2 separate regions of the Homo sapiens genome follow, and region 2 is linked to region 1. The links are chromatin contacts, found by Hi-C or POLR2A ChIA-PET in ENCODE. All regions are on one chromosome and are shown on one strand. The core of a region is the stretch at or near the end of the contact, and the rest is flanking DNA. Distances in the headings are between cores, read along the strand shown.

Region 1 (4,780 bases), core at 2,135-4,634:
ATTTCTATCCACTACCTACTTCTGTCTCTACAGGTACGCAAGCACCAGACTTAAGAAAATTGTTATGAAAATAATACTGCCCTTTAACAGGCTAGCCGTTTGCTACCATATCACCTACCGGGTGTAAAGGTGCTGCTTTAGCTGGGCATGGTGGCGCTTGCCTGTATCCCAGCTACTTGGGAGGCTGAGGCAGGAGGATCCCTTGAGCCCAGGAGTTTGAGAATAGCCTGGGCAACATAGCGAGACCCTGTCTCAAAAAATTAATTTAAGAAAGTACTGCTTTAATTTAGGGAATAAAATTCAAATGCTTAAAATCTGTTCTTTTCACCAAGAAACATTATTTTTGGCTAATTTATCCCGTCTTTCATTTCCTATGAAAGTTACTCAAAAGCATCTCTGCAGAGAAAATAAATTGATAGTTTCATATGTGAGCTGTTTTTCTAAATTTTATCAGCATTAGGGGTTGAAGTTACTGGAACCACGTAACAAGAACTCACCCCTTCCCAATCACTTTGCCTCACTATTCGGATGGATGAGATATGCCTTATTTTTACATCCATCCTATCGTGGAACACACACACACACTGACCATTTTGATGTCTGACCATATTTGATGATATTTTCAAAGTCATACACTCCATAACAGAAAGTTCTAGATGACACAATTAAAATTCAAGATGCATAGGTGGTTTTAAAAAATGCATAGACTGTTAGAACTGGAAGAAACTTTCAAAAGCATCTCAATATATGCCTTCCCTTTCCAACTAAACAAATGGAAGAACTGGGTGCAGTGGCTCATGCCTCGGTCAGGAGACTGAGGCAAGAGGATTACTTGAGCCCAGGAGTTTGAGACCAGCCTGGACAACACAGCAATATTCTATTTCTAACAAAATAGAAAAAAATAACCAGGTGTAGTGGCACGTGCCAGTAGTCCCAACTACTCAGGAAGCTAAGGCAGGAGAAGGACTGCTTGAGCCCAGGAGTGTGAGGTTGCAGTGCGCTATGATCACACCACTGCACTCCAACCTGGGCGACAGAGCAAAACTTCATCTCTTAAAAAAGAAAAAAGAAAATTAGCCGAGCGTAGTGGCACACGCCTGTAGTCCCAGCTACTCGGGAGGCTGAGGCAGGAGAATCGCTTGAACCCGGGAGGCAGAGGTTGCAGTGAGCCAAGATCACGCCACTGCACTCCAGCCTGGGCGACAGAGCAAAACTCAGTCTAAAATAAATAAATAAATAAATAAATAAAGAAGAAGAAAGAAATGGAGTTGCAGTGAAATCAGATACTCGTCCCTCATCACACCACTAGTTGGCAGCAGTGCCAGATCTAGAGTCCATGTCTCCAGTGTTCCTGTTCATGTTCTTTCCGCAGTTCTTGCTGCTTTCAACATCACTGCAGGCTTTCTAAACACTCACCAAGGGTTGGCTGGAGGCTATTCCTTGGGAGTCAGCCCCTCCCATTCCAGAGCTGCCTCTGCTATTCCATTGCATGAATTACAGATGCAAAAGGTTGCTAAAGCTGGAATAAGCAGATGAGTTCCCTTTCTTGCCCCAGTGCCTTACATTCTGTCAACCAGAAAGTTGACCGTGCATATAGTTATTAGTTGCTCTCATAGTAAATTATTGTCCTAATTTATCCAAAGTCCATTGTTGCTATGCAATATGCAGTCAAGAAGGAACATTCTGGTTTTGAATTATGTGAGCAATTCAGTCATCTGGCTTGCGTGTAAGAAGTAGATATGGCTAGTTGGCATGCGTAACTTGGGGCAGCAGCCTACTAACTCTGTTTGGATGCTTCTGTGACAGGAAATCTGGTTGCATCAAACTCTTGACTCTAGCGATGTCCATCCATGTGGGCACTAACTGTTAAAGACTAACAGATGAGCAGTAGGGTGCAGGGGAAAGATAATTCAACTTGACATGATAATTATCTGCATTAGAACCCTGCCCGTGCATCACCAGCAGAATGACTAGACTTTAGTGCACTTTAGACTTCAGCTGCGATGTTCCAGATAAAGGGCTTCACACCAAAGCTGGACTTGGTTTCTGAGCCTCTTTCTATTCATCTGTAAAATGCTGATCAGATTTGAACTTGCTTTATACATATTGTGTTACTTGGCTAACAGTATTTTAAAGACCTCTGTGCTTCAATAATCTGTAAAAAGGCCAGGTGCGGTGGCTCATGCCTGTAATCACGGCACTTTTGGGGGCCGAGGTGGGCAGATCACCTGAGATCAGGAGTTTCCAAGACCAGCCTGGCCAACATGGTGAAACCGCGTCTCTACAAAAAATACAAAATTTAGCCAGGCGTGGTGCTGCGCAACCGTAATCCCAGCTACTCAGGAGGCTGAGGCAGGAGAATCACTTGAACCTGGGAAGCAGCGGTTGCAGTGAGCTGAAATTGCGCCACTGCACTCCAGCCTGGGCGGCAGAGCGAGACTCTGTCTCCAAAAAAAAAAAAAAAAAAAAAAAAGTTTCATCTTTGTCTCTTTGTTTTAACTTATGTAAAGTTTCAAACATACTCAAGAAAGACTAGAATAATTAACTAAAATGAAGTACTAGTCACCAGCAGTTTTTAATATTTTGCTGACATCACTTATCTCTCTCAATACTTTTTTCCCCCTCTGAGGTATTTTTAAGCACATTTGGGGGCCAGGCGCGATAGCTCACGCCTGTAATCCCAGCACTTTGGGAGGCCGAGGCGGGAGGATCGCTTGGATCCTGGAACCCAGGAGTTCCAGAACAGTCTCAACCACCACAATTAGCAATAAAAAAATAAATAAAAATTAAAGCACATTTGGGCAAGATGTTTTAAAGATCTCTGTGCTTCAATTGTCTAATCTAGGAAACGAAGATTATAATATCGAATTCACGGGGGACAATTATATTGAATATTCAATAAATGTTAGTTATCACTGTTTACAGTGGTACCTATGTGCACAGCCCCCTCCAGCGCGTAAAAGCACTTTACAGCGCAGCGCTCCAGGCTCAAGATAGATGTTATTGTTGTTGTTATTATTATTATTATTATTATTATTTTGAGACGGAGTCTCGCTCGCTCTGTCGCCCAGGCTGGAGCGCAGTGGCGCGATCTCGGCTAACTGCAACATCCCCCTCCTGGGTTCAAGCGATTTTCCTGCCTCAGCCTCCCGAGTAGCTGGGATTGTAAGCACGCGCCACCGAGCCGGGCTGATTTTTGTATGACAGATGTTATTAAAGACAGCGTGGAGAAACCAGAGCCTGCGTTGCTGAGCTTGCGGCCGCCCGCTTCACACCGCACTTCAGATCAGCTGGGTCAGGACGTGGATTGTCCCGTGCAGGCATCCATCGTCGAGTGTGGCAACGAGAGGGCGGGAACAGGAAGTGAGGATAGGCCGAGTTCCGGGCGCGAGGCGGCCACCGTGGAGAGCAGAGCGCGGCGGCTGGAAGCTGCTAAGTCAGAGCCGCGATGTTCCGGATTGAGGGCCTCGCGCCGAAGCTGGACCCGGAGGAGATGAAACGGAAGATGCGCGAGGATGTGATCTCCTCCATACGGAACTTTCTCATCTACGTGGCCCTCCTGCGAGTCAGTGAGTGTCTCCCGGGCTGTGACTGTGAGACCAGCGGGGAGCTCACCGACGGGCACCCCTTAACTCTAAGGGGTCATCGGGGCCTTCGAACTGAGCTGAACGGTAGCGGGGAGCAAGGAGGGTGCGCGTTGAAGGCGACGGGCATATGCGCGGTTTGAGGTCTGCGGGTCAGGGTCCGGGCACTGAAGTGCACGTGGTGGCCGGCGCGCGTGTTTAATCATCCTGGTTCTCCCAGCTTGAAGAATGTTTGAGCTGCCGGGCGCGTTGGCTCACACCTGTAATCCCACCCAGCACTTTGTGAAGCCGAGGCGGGCGGATCATTTGGGGTCAGGAGTTCGTGGTGGCGGGCGCCTGTAATCCCAGCTCCTCGGGAGGCTAAGGTGGGAGGATTGCTTGAATCCAGGAGGCGGAGGTTGCAGTGAGCCGAGATCGCGACACTGCACTCCAGCTTGAGTGACAGAGCAAGACTCCATCTCAAAAAAAAGAATGTTTGAGCTGAAAGAGCTCAAGTAATTATCCCTAGAGGAACTCCCTCGTTTTTGCAGACAGAGAAACAGAGAAACAGAACCATAGTTCTAGAAGGAAGAAACAGCCTTCTTGGGAAGGCTGGCCAAAGGTCACTCAGCGATTCAGTGAATGATCTTGACCTAAAATCCAGAACTCTTAACTCAGTACCAGGTTCCTTCCCTTTCTTTTCTTTTCTTTTTTTTTTTTTTCCTCGATACACAGTCACGCCCTGTTGCCCAGGCTGGAGTGCAGTGGCGCAGTCTTGGCTCACTGCAACCTCTGCCTCCCGAGTTCAAGCCATTCTCCCACCTCAGCCTCCCAAGTAGCTGAGATTACAGGCGCGCGCCACCACGCCCGGCTAATTTTTGTATTTTTAGTAGAGATGGGTGTTTAACCATGTTGGCCAGGCCGGTCTCGAACTCCTGACCTCAGGTGATCCACCTGCCTCAGCCTCCCAAAGTGCTGGGATTACAGGCGTGAACCAGCGGCCGGGTTCCTTCCCTTTCAAAAGTGCTGACCTTTGAAATCCAAAAAGTTTTGCTTCATTTCTGTTTCTTTGTATAGAGGGTGAAGTGAGTCATTAGTTTTTTGGAAAAAAATGGGAAAAAAGAATATGAGTCTATAGGATTAATGCAAATATTTGAGGTTTTTTTTTCTATATCTTAAAATTGACAGGAAGTTACTCCCATTATATAGTCTTGACA
Region 2 (4,216 bases), core at 467-2,966, 63 kb after region 1:
TGACAGAGCTGGGATTTGAATCCAGGCAGTCTGACTCACGGGTAATGCTGAACCCATCATATCTTAACTGCCCATAAAGATACAGAGAGAAGGCTGGGCACAGTGGCTTATGCCTGTAATCTCAGCACTTTGGGAGGCCAAGGCAGGAAGATCACTTGAGTCCAGGAGTTTAAGACCAGCCTGGGCAACATAGCAAGACCCTGTCTCTACAAAAAATTATAAAAATTAGCTGGGCATGGTAGCTCACACCTGTCGTCCCAGATACTTGGGAGGCGGAGGTGGGAGGTGGGAGGATCACTTGAGTCTGGGAGGTCATGGCTGCCATAACTATGGCATGGTCATGAGCCATGATTGTGCCACTGCACTCCAGCCTGGGCAACAGAGCGAGACCCTGTCTCAAAAAAAGAAAAAGAAAATACACACAGCTAGCCAGTGTCTCCTGCCAACCCCTTCCCCTCACTGTGTTTCTACCATGCAGCTGGTGGTTGATGCATGGCTTTGGCTTAGGAAATTATTGCCCCTCTGGCTAGAGAGATGAGGGGTTTGCCCTTCTGAGGACAGAGGGATAGCAGGTGGAGGGGGAAGGGAGTGGTATATTTTAGTCCTGGCGTTGTGAAAGGGTGTAGGGATGGAAATGCTGCTGCATACTCCTTTTGGAGCTCTTCAGCCCTGTGCGGGACTTCTCTTAGGCAGTGGTTGCTCTGATGAGCCTGCCAAATCCTTCAGGAAAAATCTGGAAAGAGTAAGAATAAGGAGAGTTTGCACACGAAACACTTTAAAGCCAACTAGAACTTTATTTCTGCGAAATCATTTTGGAAGAGATACAGCTAACTTCCCAATTTACAAAGTATAGAATTGGACTTCAGCTATAAATTAACTTAGAGTGAGATAATTTTATTATTATTCTAATCTAAAAATATTAAGTCACTGTGCAAAAGCAACTAACTGGAATGGGAAAGAGAAAAACTAGATTTCAGATCTGGCTTTTCCACAAATGTACTATATAATCGTGGGCCTGTTTTCCCATTCGCACAAAGAGATATTAGAAATGAATATCTTGCCGGGTGTGGTGGCTCACACCTGTAATCCCAGCACTTTGGGAGGCCAAGATGGGAGGATCACTGGAGGCCAGGAGTTCAAGACCAGCCTGGGCAATGAAGCAAAACCCTGTCTCTACCAAAAAAAAAAAAAAAAGATATCTCTTGGCATTCTGTAGCTCATACACCTTCTAAGACCTTATGCCCCATGGGACAGCTTGGCCCCCCAGTGTCTGCATCTTCCGCTGGCCCTCCCTAAATGAGAAAGGACTAGAAGTCAAACAACTGTGACCCCTCTCTGGATGTGGCCCCTTTAGGACTGCAGTTGGCCAACATTTGGTTGCACTGGGGTGCTGCCTTTCCTCAAGAGATGGCCTCCCTGGACCCTAGAAGTTATGGCCTGGCCAAATGATTATGTGTTTAGGGGACTCATTAGAGGCTCTGAAACTTTCAGTAGCCTGCCTTGCAGGTGAAGACCAAGAGCCCTCCTAAGAGGCTGGGCAGCGAAGACTCCAGTCTTCATAGTCTCCCTTACAGGTTTTCATGTGTGTACTGGTGCAGGAAGGGCAGGGCGGCAGTGTGACCCATTCCCTTTGTCACGGGCTAGGGCTCTTACAGTGACGTCATTTTCTCCACTGTGTTCATCCTGCCGCGGAGGTGTGGGCGGCACCTGGGCACTCTGCTTCGCTGACGTGTCTGATCTGGCTTCTGTGGTGTCTCATTTTCACTTGCAGTGTAACCAGATCCACCATGGCCTTCGCTCTGGCATTGTCGTCCTTGGCAATGGGAAAGGCATCATCCGGAACAATCAAATCTTTTCCAATAAGGAGGCTGGCATTTACATCCTGTACCACGGAAACCCCGTTGTGAGGTGTGTGCTGCTGTTTCCCTCCTTCATCTTTGTTAACCTCCTCCCTGTCTCTCCTCCATTTGAAAACACTCTTTACGGAAACAACTGTACAGATGCAAGCAGAGAAGAGACTTCACTCATCATCCCACCCCAGTAACACAGCGGCTTTTGTGTTTATGTGCCCTTCCAGTGAACTCCGTGTAGGCGTTCTATTCGGCAGTCACTACTGAGCACTTCCAACATGGGCAGGCTCTGCTCCCTGGGAGCTTACTCTAGCCTGGAGAAATGGGCACAGAAGTACCCCCAGGCAGGGATGGAACAGAGATTTCAGCTCACCTAACAGTTTCAGTTACTTGCTAGTGGTGCCTGGGGGTGCTGTGTCAACATCCTGGTGCTGCACCTGGCCTCAGCACAAAAGCATGCTGTGGTCAGGGACTGATATAAGTGATAGGTGGGAGGCAGCAGTGGCAGTCCTGGGACCCTGTCTGCCATCCCAGCTCTAGTATGGGGCAGACTGTGATAAATGCTGTCAGAGTGGTACCAGAAGGAGAGACTCATTCTGACTAGGAGGATGTGGGAAGGCCTCATTTAGGAGGTAGCATCAGAGTCAGACTTTGGAATATGGGTAAGACTTGGACTCATGGAGATAGGGGTAGGGAGGGGTCGGTGGATGTTCCTAGTAATGGAACAGCATGAGCAAAGGCAGCAGGGCACAGCAGATTCAGGGGTTAGCAAACCGTTGACGGTGGCTTGAGAAAAAATCTGACATGGTGTGACAGTGCTATAGAATATTTTAAATTGGGATGGTCCCAGAATATCTTGGGCCCTGTGGTCACTGCAGTGTGACCCTTGACGTCCTTGCGGCAGACCATCTGTGCCACACAGCAGAGTGGAAAGGAATGATGGAAAGAAAGGCTTGGGCCAGATGAGGAAGGCCTTATGTAGACCAAGCTGAGGCGGGGGAGCCTATTCTGTCTACACAGCGGGGACTCATTAAAGGCTCTGAGCAGAAGACTCACACAGTTATGTCTGTGCTTTAGGAGAATAGCTGGCATTAATGGGCAGCAAGTATATTCAGAGCGCTTTCCCCCAGCATTATTCCATAGGTACTTTGTCTCCATGTTGTTGCATGCATGGCCTTTACATTCATCACTTTGGAAAGTTTCACCATATTCCAGTATTTCGATATGCCATAATTTTTGAACCAGACCTAATTGCTGGTTCAAAAATTACGGAATATAATCCTATTTTTCACTGTTACAGACAGCTTACTAAAAACAATTAGTGGTCATAGAGCTCTTTCCCTTCTTCTGCATTATTGCCTGAACAGAAGAGTGTGTATTTGTATGTGTGTGTGCTGTTCATTGAACACACATTCCAGCCACTCTATATAAGGGGGCAGTGATATACAACATGTACAAGAACAGTCCCTGCCTGCCCCATGGAGTTGACAGTCTTATGCTGGAGATGGACACACACTCACACAGCCATGATGGAAGACTCACCAAAATGAGCACTTTACTAGGCATTCATGCAGACTGACCAAGGAACTCAGCCGTGATCTCAGCTGAGCATGTCAGGGAGCTGACATTTGAGTTGTGCTTGAAAGATAAATAGGATTTTATGGCCAGGGAAAAGGCATTCTGGGCCAGAGGCAGTGAAATTCAGGGTATGTCTGAGAAAATGGTGAGAAATGTGGTGTGTTTGGACACGAGATACCAGAGGGATAGTGCAAAGGCAGGTTGTTGCTGGACGGCAGAGGACCTTGAATGCCAAGCATGATAGGCAGAATAATGGCCCCAAGGATGTCCATGTCTTAGTCCCTGAACCCTGTGCATATGTTGCCTTACAAGGCAAGAGGAACTTTGCAGATTTGATTGAGTGAAGGACTTTGGAGAAAGATGAAAGGAGGTTATTTTGGATGATACAGGTGGGCCCAGTGTAACCACAGGCCCTTATGAGAAGGAAGCAGGGGAATTAGATTAAGAGAGCAGGGGCCGGGGCGGTGCCTCATGCCTGTAATCCCAACACTTTGGGAGGCCGAGGCGGGCAGATCACTTGAGGTCAGGAGTTCGAGATCAGCCTGGCCAACACGGTGAAACCCCATCTCTACTAAAAATATAAAAAATAGCCAGGTATGGTGGCAGGTGCCTGTAATCCCAGCTACTTGGGAGGCTGAGGCAGGAGAATCGCTTGAACCCGGGAGGCGAAGGTTGCAGTGAGCCGAGATCGTGCCACTGCACTCCAGCCTGGGTGACAAGAGCGAGACTCCATTTCAATAAATAAATAAATAAATAAATAAATAAATAAATAAATAAATAAAATATTT

What was found. A loop is a pair of places that touch in the nucleus more often than their neighbours do. ChIA-PET counts read pairs that join two places held with the same protein, here RNA polymerase II (POLR2A). Pooled maps may share reads with other maps.
Region 2: a map of GM12878 shows a loop between it and region 1 (2.5-fold over the local background). The contact joins the enhancer-like site here to the promoter of TOMM5 in region 1. A Hi-C loop is called at or near these places in 3 of 168 maps with a recorded cell type or tissue (CD4-positive, alpha-beta memory T cell, CD8-positive, alpha-beta T cell and GM12878), 2 of 37 single-sample maps with no recorded cell type and 9 of 50 pooled maps. POLR2A ChIA-PET finds 5 or more read pairs at or near these places in 6 of 52 experiments (B cell, CD4-positive, alpha-beta memory T cell, HEK293 and 3 more).

What each region holds. Positions count from the first base shown.
Region 1 is chr9:37,591,201-37,595,980 of GRCh38, reverse strand. It overlaps TOMM5 (translocase of outer mitochondrial membrane 5), which reads left to right and starts at 3,384. Exons shown (of 2, transcript NM_001001790.3): 1 at 3,384-3,569. The coding sequence starts at 3,449. RefSeq lists silencers at 1,306-1,375, 1,775-2,069 and an enhancer at 3,028-3,787.
Region 2 is chr9:37,526,816-37,531,031 of GRCh38, reverse strand. It overlaps FBXO10 (F-box protein 10), which reads left to right. Exons shown (of 11, transcript NM_012166.3): 5 at 1,772-1,908. Among named protein-coding and RNA genes, the nearest start is that of POLR1E, 43 kb to the right of the region's middle. RefSeq lists enhancers at 1,542-1,591, 1,692-2,061. Within about 2 kb of position 1,716, at least 7 of the 41 ENCODE cell types and tissues checked have a DNase peak (open chromatin) inside an H3K27ac peak, as active enhancers do; they include GM12878, where a contact is called at or near this core.